3 separate regions of the Homo sapiens genome follow, and all the other regions are linked to region 2. Evidence: read pairs that join two places in POLR2A ChIA-PET (ENCODE). Cell type or tissue: endothelial cell of umbilical vein. All regions are shown on one strand. Region 1 overlaps NOA1 (nitric oxide associated 1). Region 2 overlaps PPAT (phosphoribosyl pyrophosphate amidotransferase). Region 3 overlaps PAICS (phosphoribosylaminoimidazole carboxylase and phosphoribosylaminoimidazolesuccinocarboxamide synthase).

Evidence for each region. ChIA-PET counts read pairs that join two places held together with the same protein. Peaks named below come from ENCODE experiments on the same cell type or tissue, not always from the same donor. Only the 100,000 strongest peaks of a DNase experiment are listed, where the experiment ranks them.
Region 1: POLR2A ChIA-PET joins it to region 2 with 5 read pairs; 3 of 35 experiments call an interaction of 5 or more read pairs at or near these places.
Region 3: POLR2A ChIA-PET joins it to region 2 with 5 read pairs; 8 of 35 experiments call an interaction of 5 or more read pairs at or near these places.

The regions. Positions count from the first base shown.
Region 1 is chr4:56,968,816-56,972,815 of GRCh38, forward strand. All of the region lies in intron 3 of NOA1 (nitric oxide associated 1), which reads right to left. Among named protein-coding and RNA genes, the nearest start is that of NOA1, 6.8 kb to the right of the region's middle. In endothelial cell of umbilical vein, no CTCF peak of the experiment used is centred here; no DNase peak of the experiment used is centred here.
Region 2 is chr4:56,403,695-56,407,694 of GRCh38, forward strand. PPAT (phosphoribosyl pyrophosphate amidotransferase) reads right to left here. Exons shown (of 11, transcript NM_002703.5): 2 at 3,956-4,000; 3 at 2,801-3,007. Among named protein-coding and RNA genes, the nearest start is that of AASDH, 18 kb to the left of the region's middle. In endothelial cell of umbilical vein, no CTCF peak of the experiment used is centred here; a DNase peak (open chromatin) is centred at 1,547; H3K27ac peaks cover 1,361 bases.
Region 3 is chr4:56,455,005-56,459,004 of GRCh38, forward strand. All of the region lies in intron 8 of PAICS (phosphoribosylaminoimidazole carboxylase and phosphoribosylaminoimidazolesuccinocarboxamide synthase), which reads left to right. Among named protein-coding and RNA genes, the nearest start is that of SRP72, 11 kb to the right of the region's middle. RefSeq lists an enhancer at 3,994-4,000. In endothelial cell of umbilical vein, no CTCF peak of the experiment used is centred here; no DNase peak of the experiment used is centred here.

The DNA.
Region 1 (4,000 bases), 570 kb after region 2:
AAAACATGTTGATTCAATACCAAGATAGAAAATATATGCTCTCCTTATCAAGGCTTGTGGGCAGTAGCAATTTCCGCTTAAAGTAATGGTATACGTGACCTTATGTCCTAGTGGTAAGTATGCATGCATTAAATGCAAAATGGTCACCCCATTCTAGGAGCAAGTAAAGTGGCTGAAGAACCTCTTTCTAAATTCTGGTCTTCAATTTCCTTATTTCTCCCAAATATTCAGCAGAGAATGAGAAAAAGTTATAAATCCCCTATGCTTATAACACAGAGGATTTATAATTTATCCCTATGATTTATAATAAATCCCTTCTAAGGATGACAAGTTCCTAGAGAGACTAGAGAAAAATAGAAAAGGAAAGACAGAAGTACAAGATTCTGCAAAGATTTAAGGAATCAAAATCTGGTTAAAAAAGAATAAAGAAGGTACAAATTGGACACAAAACTTGTAAACTTCTTTCTTAACAAGAGGCTGGGCGCGGTGGCTCACGCCTGTAATCCCAGCACTTTGGGAGGCTAAGGCGGGCAGATCACCTGAGGTCAGGAGTTTGAGACCAGCCTGAACAACATGGAGAAAGCCCATCTCTATTAAAAATACAAAATTAGCCGGGCGTGGTGGCGTGCACCTGTAATCCCAGCTACTCGGGAGGCTGAGGCAGGAGAATCACTTGAATCCGGGAGGCGGAGGTTGTGGTGAGCCGAGATTGCACCACTGCCCTCCAGCCTGGGCCATAGAGCAAGACTCCGTCTCAAAGGAAAAAAAGAGAATAACAAGAAAATAAAAAATAGAAATGATACATAGCAGCTCACAAAAAAATAATAAGGGGGCTGCAGATAGTTTTCTTCATTATTTGTGTTTGAAAAGGCACATTAAAAGCCATTTGCAGGTCAGCCATGGTGGCTCATGCCTGTAATCCCAGGACTTTCAGAGGCAGCGGCAGGCAGATCACTTGAGCTCAGGAGTTTTTTTCTTTTTTTGAGACGGAGTCTTGCTCTGTCACCCAGGCTGGAGTGCAATGGTGTGATCTTGGCTCACTGCAACTTCTGCCTCCCGGGTTCAAGCAATTCTCCTGTCTCAGTCTCCCAAGTAGCTGAGATTACAGACGTGCGCCACCATGCTTGGCTAATTTTTTTGGTATTTTTAGTAGAGACGGGGTTTTGTCATGTTGGCCAGGCTGGTCTCGAACTCCTGACCTCAAGTGATCCACTTACCTTGGTCTTCCAAAGTGCTGGGATTACAGGTATGCACCATTGTGCCCAGCTGAGCTCAGGAGTTTGAGACCAGTCTGGGCAACACGGCAAAACCTCACCTCTATGAAAAATACAAAAATTAGCTGGGGTGGCGTGTGTCTGTAGTTCCCAGCTACCCTGGAGGCTGAGGTGGAGGATTGCTTGAGCCAGGGAGGCAGAAGTTACAGTGGGCCAAGATTCCACCACTGCACTCCAGCCTAGACCAGACTGGGCAACATAGCGAGGTCCTGTCTCTACAAAAACTAAACAATTAGTTGGGCATGGTGGTATGTACCTGTGGCCCTAGCTACTTGGGAGGCTGAAGTGGGAGAATTGGTTGAGCCCAGGACTTTGAAGTTACTTGATCACGCCACTGCATTCCAGCCTGGGCAACAGGGGAAACCTTGTCTCTCTTTTTTGTTGAGACAGGGTTTCACTCTGTTGCCCAGGCTGGGCTGCAGTGGCATGATCTCGGCTCACTGCAACCTCTGCCTCCCAATAAGTGTATCAAGTGATTCTTGTGCCTCAGCCTCCTCAATAGCTGGGATTACAGGCATGTACCACCATGCCCAGCTAATTTTTTGTATTTTTAGTAGAGATACAGTTTTGGCATGTTGCCCAGGCTGGTCTCAAACTCCTGGGCTCAAGCAATCCTCCCACCTCGGCCTCCCAAAGTGCTGGGACTACAGGTGTGAGGCACTGTGCACAGCCTGAGTCTTAATACTTTCATTTCACAACAGAGATCCTTGGTTCAGTCTGGGAAACCCTGGTTTAAGACATCAAATAAGTTTATCTGTAAACTAACAGAGAAGCAAACTACCAGTGCTGACAGACGTTTATATCTAAAAATTTGGGGTTCTCATTCTGCTGTCTAGAGTATTTTGCAAATTCTTGCCTTTCTGACACAACTATTTAATAGAGGATATATGACTGAAGTAACTGCTATGCCTGATCTAATAGCATCTGAAAGGGAAGAATTAGTCTGGGCGTAGTGGCTCCCATCCACAATCCTAGCACTTTGGGAGGCTGAAGTGGGTGGATTACCTGAGGTGAGGGGTTTGAGACCAGCCTGGCCAACATGGCGAAACCCTGTCTCTATTAAAAATACAAAAAGTAGCTGGGTGTGGTGGTACATGCCTCTAATACCAGCTACTCGAGAGGCTGAGGCAGGACAATCGCTTGAACCCAGGCGGCAGAGGTTGCAGTGAGCCAAGATCATTGCGCCACTGCACTCCAGCCTGGGCAAGAGAGTCAGACTCCATCTCAAAAAAAAAAAAAAAAAAAAAAAAAAGTATGGTGGGGGAAGAATTAGTTCATTAAGCTAAAGTGACAGAATATTATTAGAAAGCAGCTCTGAACTTTTGGACTGCTAAGGAAGAAAAGATGGCATGAGCAATTATTCCAGGAGAGCAATAAAATTTAAAAGGTGTGTATGATTCAATGACAGGGGACACCAAATAGAATACAATTCTGAGAATGTAACTATAAGTGTTCCTGATGAGGCCAAGAAAAGTACCTAAGAAACCAATGTGGTTTTGTAGGGAGATACAGAGATAATTAGAAAATCGGAAACTGGTCAGTAACCAGATTCGAAGGAAATGATTAATGAATCTGTTGTGAGGCTGTATCCTGGATGCACATTTGAGTCAATCAATGATCTGAATGAAGATCCAAACTGCAAATATAAAAAGTAATGAGATTGAATGAATATTTAACAGAGTAAGATATAGGCTGAATTTAACAAGACAAAGTCAAAGTTACCTATGAGGCCCAAAGTTGTCCATGAGCAATTGGATAAAAGAGAGGCATAGGGACAAGACAGGTGGAGTTAATGCTATTCTTTTTTTTTTTTTTTTGAGACAGAGTCTTGCTCTGTCACCCAGACTGGAGTGCAGTGGCACGATCTCAGCTCACTGCAAGCTCCGCCTCCCGGGTTCACACCATTCTCCTGCCTCAGCCTCCCGAGTAGCTGGGACTACAGGTGCCCACTACCTCCTGGCTAATTTTTTGTATTTTTAGTACAGACAGGGTTTCACCGTGTTAGCCCAGATGGTCTCGATCTCCTGACCTTGTGATCTGCCCGCCTGGGCCTCCCAAAGTGCTGGGATTACAGGCGTGAGCCACTGCGCCCGGTCGGAGTTAATGCTATTCTAAATCATGCTCACCTGAGAGCACTGAGTTCTCAGTGTCACACTTTAAGAACAAACATAGAAAACATTCTGAAGAGGCCTGGGCCAATGAATAGCCTGTTTCCTACAGCACAGCTGTAGGAAATGAAGACAAATAATCCAGATTGTGGGCACAGTGAATGCTCAACGTTTGCTGGATGAAGTAATGAAAGAGAAGAAAAGGGAGGGATAGGTGAAGAAGAGATGGGACGTTACATTTTAAAATATTTGTCTGGCAAGGGAAATAGGTATTACCTTAGTCCCAGATGGCTTTGGGGAACAATGGATACATGTTACAGGGAGACTATTCAGCTCAGTACACTCAATACAAAGAGAAGGTCAAAGACCCAAATGAGTTACCTTGGAAGGTGACATGACAGTTTCAGCTTTGGTGAGTCACTCCTTTCAGTTCAAGATGGAGGACCCCTTGATGGATATGTTACAGAGGTAATTCAAGCAGGGACTAGGGAGTTGGACTCCAGTGATATTTATGTGTTTTTCCAACCTCAAAACCTAGGCTTCTGTAAACGTTTCCCTAACCAAGGTAACAATCACAATGATAAAATAAGTTGGTTGTCAGCAATGAAGTCTATCAAA
Region 2 (4,000 bases):
ATACAACTCACCATAATCTAGAATCAGTGGGAGCCCTGAGCTTGTTTTCCTGCAACTAGACAGTCCCATCTGGGGGTGATGGGAGACAGTAACAGATCATCAGGCATTATACATTAGCTTCTCATAAGGAGAGCACAACCTGGATCCCTTGCATGCACAGCTCACAACAGGGTTCATGCTCCTAGGAGAATCTAATGCTGCTGCTGATCTGGACAGGAGACAGAGCTCAGGTGGTAATAGTGAGCGATGGGGAGCACCTATAAATACAGATGAAGTTTCACTTACCACTCACCTCCTGCTGTGTGGCCTGGTTCCTAACAAGCCACAGACTGGTACTAGTCCCTAGCACAGGGGTTGGGGACTCCTGCGCTAATAGTATGTATATACTAATAACGGATGACCATGGCTGGAGGCAATAGGAAATCTAGAAGATTTTCAAGCAGGAAAAATGTGCTTTATGAGATGTACAGAAAAGCTTTTGAATACTAAATCTGAAGGCAAGCAGACCTGAAAGTGGGTAGGGGTTCCCAAAAATTTGATTTGTGGGTCTGACATTTTCTACCCTCAACACTCTTGATGAACTGGGTATATTCCTATAAAAGTAGTACACTACAGTGATAACTTTCAAGCTGGGTTTGTTAGTGATCATAATGGTGGCTACCCATCCTCATTGATTATTACTGATAGAAGAAAGTAATCAACTGTATTGAACAATGAAATGTAGCAGATGTAATAAATATCGCTTGAGTGTACTCTATGATAATTACAAAGTTCTGAGCAGGACTGACCAAGACAAGGGCAGCCCCATGGACATGCACAGATTGAGTCTGAATGGGCACTACAGAACATTTTCAGTAGGGAGCTAAAGGTAAAGATAAAGTTTAGCATCTAGGTAAGTCATTATGTCAGGAAACAGTGAGTTAGTGGTTATCTCTAAGTGGTGAATTTTTAAGAAATTTTTACTCCATATTTATACTTTCATGATTGTCTGAATTTTTAAATGAACTATGTATTTTTTCATTTGGGGACAGAAAAGCACAATAAGGTCATTATAATGCCTATGAACAGGGCTGGACAAAGCTCTAGGAAATGTCTAAAGACAGAACTAAAAAATGGAATGACAGTGAGTGGTACAAAAGCCTGGGTTCTAGATATTTTTGACCCAGCAGTTCATTATTATTAAGCTTCTGTAACTGTTCATCATATGTGAATTGCCCAGCTCTAGAATGCTTATAGGATGGGGTGTGCATGTAACCATCTATTACTAAATATCACCAGGTTCTGAAGTTACCAAGTCAAGGTTATTGGGAGCTAATAAACTGAAGAAACTCAACATTAATTAATGAATGCCTGAATGGATAAAAGGAAGCTACTAGGAATGAATATAAAGACAGGCAGTTAAAAAAAAAAAAAAAGAAAGATGAAATGATGAATGAAAGCATAGGCACAAATTTGACATCATTAGCACAGAAAGCTCCAAACAACATGCTGTGAACCAAGAGTTTAAGTAAACAGTCTCCGTCCCTTTTCCCATATTCTAGTTTCCTGTCATTGTTTCCAATTCATTTTTTCATGTCATCTTCAAGTTTATACTCCATTTTATTTTTATGCTTTTGTGATATGTAAGAAGATTTATATATGTTATTTTTATCCTGGTCTTTCCTGGTACACAGCTCCTAAAACCCTTAGAATTGCCAAAATGATAGGTGTCCTTTTGTATGCTGTTGAGATGACTGGTAGCTAGGGGCTCCTGCACAGCATCAGTATGAGGGCTAGTTGCCAGGGGAATCAACCAGAGGGTTGGAGCTTCCAGCTTCATCCCTGGACCCCCAGGGAAGGGGACAAAGGCTAAAGGTTGAGCTGATCACCAGTGGCTGATGATTTAATCATTCGTGCCTACTTCATGAAGCCTCCATAAAAATCCACAATGACTAGGTTCAGAGAGCTTCTGGATAGCTGAACACTTGGAGATGCCTGGAGGGTGGTGCCCCTGGAAAGGGCATGGAAGCTCCACACTCGTTCCCACATACCCTGCCTTTTCCATCTTTTCACCAGACTGTTCTTCTGTAGCCTTTGTAATATCCTTTATAATAAACTGGTAAATGTATACAAAGCACTTTCTTGAGTTTTGTGATGTTTGAAACCAAAGGTAGTGCTAGGGCTGTTGCAGGAACTCCCAATTTATAACTGGTTGTCAGATGTACCAAAGGCCTGGACTTGCAACTGGCATCTGAAGTGCGGGACAATCTTGTGGGACTGAGCCCTTAACTTCTGGGACTGAGCCCTTAACTTCTGGAACCTGACTTTACCTCCAGGTACTATCAGAATACAATTGAATTATAGGATACCCATTTGGTGTCCTCTGGAAAACTGCTGGTATAAGAAACCCCCCTATTTGGTGACAGAAGTGTGCTGAGTCTGAGAATAGGAAAAATGGCTTGATTTTTCTTATCTCATACAAGCTTTGAACATAGCAACAGAGTTAAAGAGATAGCAAGTCCATAAACTCTAATTTCTCTATGCTTCCATCCATAAATCAACTCTCCCAAATCTCTAAAGCAGTGCATTCAAAAAGTGAGTCTAAAATGCATATTCTCACCCTTGTCTCGAACTCTAGGGGATAGCTTACAATCTGGAATTGTAACAAGTACTCCAGATCATTCTGATGCAATTGTTTGTTGCAGTTAGGTAACAGGTAGCAACAATTAGAAAATGCCCTTTACAAAGATCCTTAACTTTTATTCATTAACCCATCCTAATCATTTAAAAAGGCCTAGGGAAAACAAACAAACAAACGTACCTTTTTCCTTAATCGAGCAGCATTTACCAATTCGCCATTATGTGCCACAGCTATCTTCCCATGAAGTGTTTCAACAACGAAGGGCTGACAATTTTCTAGTTCACATTTTCCTGTGGTGGCATACCTGGTGTGTCCAATTCCAAGATTTGAAACATATAATTTTTTCAAATTGTCTTCAGTAAAGACGTGATTTACAAGACCCATTCCCTTGAGAAATCAAAAAGTGCAACTTAGAAAAAAACAGACTAGTACTGCTAGTAATAAACGCCTCTCTTCTCTGCCCAGCCAATCCAAATAAGACAAAGAAGTACATTTAATATCTCTGTGTTTCAGAATTCTAATCTAAAAAAAAGTCAAAAACAAATAACCTAATTGTAAGAACTGTGAAGCACTTACTTAAAAAAATTTACTGAGGCAAAAGTCACATACCATAAAATTAACCATTCTAAAAAGAACAATTTAGTGGCATTTAATACCTTCACAATGTTGAAGCACTTGTGTTTCATAAGATACTATTCACTAAAACATTTAAGAACAGATGTAGTAAGCAATAAAATTTGTCAAGTATAAAAACTAAAATTTGCATTAAAAAAATCAAAGCATCTTAAAGCATTTAAATAAATGACCCCCTATTTGAGTTGGTCTTAGGCAAAAAAGTATAACTGGGGAAGAAATACATCCTAATTTGACAAATGTTAGGATATAAAGTTGAAAGTGGCTGATCCAAAGAATATTACTTTTGATTGCAAATTATTTATTCAAATCCCCCTCCCCATATTAATGATCATCTGTCTTTGTTATCTTTGTCATCCCATTTCTTTTTTCTTTCTTTTTTTTTTTTGAGATGGAGTTTCACTCTTGTTGCCCAGGCTGGAGTACAATGGCGCAATATCAGCTCACCACAACCTCCGCCTCCCAGGTTCAAACGATTCTCTTACCTCAGCCTCCCAAGTAGCTGGGATTACAGGCATGCGCCACCACGCCTGGCTAATTTTGTATTTTTAGTAGAGACAGGGTTTCTCCATGTTGGTCAGGCTGGTCTTGAACTCCCGACCTCAGGTGATCCTCCTGCCTTGGCCTGCCAAAGTCCTGGGATTACAGGCATGAACCACCGCACTTGGTCTGTCATCAACATTTCTTAAAGTTCAAATTTACCTTGTGTGATTTGAATGTTGGCACCGAACTCCCATCACTAGTCAC
Region 3 (4,000 bases), 51 kb after region 2:
AAAATTACCTAGGCATGGTGGTGAGCATCTGTAATCCCAGCTACTCAGAGGCTGAGGTAGGAGAATCGCTTGAACCTGGGAGGCAGAGGTGAGTCAAGATTGTACCAATGGATTCCAAACTGGGCAACAGAGTGAGACTCGGTCTCAAAATAAAAAATTGGGGATAAAAGATAATAACATAAGGAAGTCCCCTTTTGGCTGATGGAACTGGATCACGTAACAGTGTTGTGGTTCGTTCATCATAGTCCAAGATATGATCTGATATTCTGCAGTTTATGAGGGTCAATATTGTTTCAGTAGGAGATTTGCTTTATTACTAAAATCCCTAACTTTTCTCATATCTGTATATATCCAGTCTTGATATGTGTCAAGTATATTAAGTCTTTGAGCCCTCCAACCTGGTCCAGTGGACTGGCTTCTCTCTAGGCATCCTGTACTGCTGTTGTCTTAGGATCCCCCTTTACCATAATTTTGGAGACTCATTTTGCCTTTCTCTAGGCTTGGATCTCCCATGTTTTCCCCTTACTTGGTTTATTTTTATTTTGTTGGAGTACATTCTTGAACTTGGGGGCAAAAGAATACAAAAGGTAAATTTTGATACCTTGTGTATCTAAAATGTGTATATTGAAGCCCTATACTTGATAGTTTAGAAATAGAATCCTATGCTGAAAATCATTTTGCTTTGGAATTTTGGGAGCATTATTACTCCACTGTCTCCTAGCATCCACAGTTGAGGACTCCATTGCTTTTCCACCAGTCTGATTCTAGGTTTCTTATGAATTTTGTTTCTCTCTGGAATCTTTCAGGATCTTTTGTCTGTTTTCATTGTTCTTAAATTTTACACAGATGTGATGTGCTGAGTCTGTTTTCATTATGGACTTTCGGTGAGCTCTTTTAATCTGAAATTCTGATTTCTTAGTCCCCATTTTCCTTGAATTATTTAATTTTCATACCCCTCCATATTCTCTCTTCTCATTTTTGAATTTGAATAAATTTGGGCTTCCCTTGATTTCTATTCTACTTGTTTGTCTTGTTGGTATACTTTCTGGAATATTTCCTAAATTTTACATTCCAACCCTTCTATTGAGTTTTTCTTTTTTTTCTTGAGACGGAGTCGGGCTCTCTTGCCCAGGCTGGAGTGCAATGGCGCAATCTCAGCTTACTGCAGCCTCCGCCTCCCAGGTTCAAGCGGTTCTCGTGCCTCAACCTCCTGAGTACCTGGGATTATAGGTATGCACCACCACGCCTGGCTAATTTTTGTATTTTTAGTGGAGATGTGGTTTCACCATGTTGGCCAGGCTGGTCTCGAACTCTTGACCTCAGGTGATCTGCCTGCCCTGGCCTCCCAAAGTGCTGAGGTTATGGGCGTCAGCCACTGTGCCCGGCCTTCATTTTGGATACAGGTGTTTTTTGTTTGTTTTGACACAGGGTCTTGCTCTGTTGCCCAGGTGGGAGCACAGTGGCATGATCATATCTCACTGGACCCTTGAACTCCCCGGGCTCATGTGATCCGCCCACCTCAAACTCCCAAGTAGCTATGACTACAGGCCCACACCATCACACCTGGTTAATTTTTTTACTTTTTGTAGAGATGGGCACTCCGTATGTTGTCCAGGCTTGTCCTGAACTCCTGGACTCAAGCAATCTTCCCACCTCAGCCTCCCAAAGTGTTGGGATTGGGTAGGAACCACTGCCTCTGGGGTTTTTTTTTTTTTTTTTACACAATGTTTTTATATTTCTTTTGGTTTTTGTTTTCTGGGTTTTTGTTGTTGTTGTTGTTTGTGTTTGTATGTTTTTAAATTTCCAAAAGCTCTTTTTTGTTCTCTGGAGATGATTATAGTCTGTTGCATATAGTTACTTTCTTCAGCTGTCTGGTAATCCTTGGCTGTTTGCGCTTTTAAGAGTGGAATACTATAAAAAACAATTGGAAACTTCAAGTGGGTGGTCCGTGTCAAAATTGGGCTTCACTGTGGGGTGTATCTGGTAGGGATTGTTCTTCAAACAACCCCTCACATTAGTGTCTAGGTATTTTCTTAAGTGTTGACCAGAATTACTCAGAGAACAAAAGTTGTCTGTGCCTGGCGTCCCCTAGTTCAAAGACGCCAAGACTGAAGTCTGTTTTACCTTCAGAAAAATTAAAGGCCTGGCTTGGTGGCTCATGCCTATAATCCCAACACTTTGGGAGGCAGAGATTGGTGGATTGCCTGAGCTCAGCCTAGGCAACCTGGCGAAACCCCATCTCTACCATAAATACAAAAATTAGCTAGGCATGGTGGCACACGCCTGTGGTCCCAGCTACTTGGGAAGCCAAGGTGGGATGATCACTGGAGCCTGGGAAGTTGAGGCAGCAGTGAGCCGTGATTGCACCACTGCACTCCGGATGACAGAGCGAGACCGTGTCTCAGAAAAAAATAATGTTTAAAAAGAAAAAAATTGCTACAGTGCTTTAAAGAGGCAGTTACTCAGGTAGATGGAGTGGGGAAGGAGATTTGAGGACCTAGCTTCTTCTTAGACTTCGAGTCAGTCATCTTCTTCTTAGTCCCTATTCCCTTCCAAAGGTATCTGGTGCCACTAATTTAGTCAGTCACCCTTTGGGGGAGTTCTGTAATGTCAGTCATGTTGCTTCTCATCTTTCCCTGCTTTCAGTTTAGAATTAAGTTTTTTTTTTTTTTTTTTTTTAAATGGAGTTTCGCTCCTGTTGCCCAGGCTAGAATGCAATGGCGCAACCTCCGCCTCCCAGGTTCAAGCGATTCTCCTGCCTCAGCCTCCCAAGTAGCTGAAATCACAGGCATGCACCACCATGCCAGCTAATTTTGATTAAGTTTTCTTGGTCTGCTAACTTAGCTACCACTGTGTTTGCCTTTCAGTTGCCAAAATGTTACTGCTGTTATCTGGCCTTGTGTGTTCATGCCTATTTCCTTTACTGTTTTTATAGGCTCTGAGAATTAAATTTTGTGCCTAAGCTATCTTTAACAAGATGTGATTATACAAATGTCTCAAGCTAAAAATCAGCGGCTACAAATAAAGCTGTAACCAAATTTATGCCAGAGGAATTGTATAGATACCCATGGAGCTTACAAAAGGGGAGCATGATAAGCAAAAAATTGGCAGTTTTTATAGTAGTGTTGTTTCAGGAGTGACAAATAATCTGGAAGACTTGTACATAATGATCACTAGAATTGGGGATAATCTTTTGAGGAGTAGTTTTACAGTAACCTGTGTAAAATCCTGAAGACCGCCCATATTTCTCATCTCTGATGTCATGCTCACTAGATAACTTTTTTTTTTTTTTCTGCAATTTAAGCTATTCTTTTACCAGAAAGGGAGTCCTGGGCAGGAGGCACAGGTTATTTCAAATATTAGAGTGGAGCACTCTACCTAGCGTGCTAACAATAGTGGTTGACATTCTTGGAGCACATACTGTGTACCAGGCAATGCTCTAAGCACTTTATCTATGTTATTAACTCATTGAAGTGTCACATCAGGTAGCTACTAGTTAAAATTCCCTTCTCACAGAAGAGGAGAATAAATTAACGTGAAGTAACTTGACCAATACCACATATTAAGGGGTGGAGCTCCATAAAATAACGTATTAATACAAATTAGTAAATTGGCCTTGTGATTTGTATTTGACTCTGTTCTTGTGGATAATGGGAGTCAAAGAGCCTGATGAATTCCAAGAATATCGGGAAAATCGAGCTTTTGGAACTATAGCAAACACTAGACATAATAGTACCCCTGATTCTAGCAAACACTAGACATAATAGTACCACCTCAAGACACTCTGCCTGAGCAGACATGTGGCCCCTAGGATGTTACTTTTTTATTCTGCTGTCTTGGATCTTATTAATATTTATTTATAACTTGACATTTCCTAAAATTATTCTACGGATTTGACTTTTACTGCTCAAAAATATTAAAATAGTTCAAATGCAGATAGAAAGATTAGCTAGAAAACTGTCAAAACAACATAGCTCAAGTTTGTCTAAGAACAGGTACT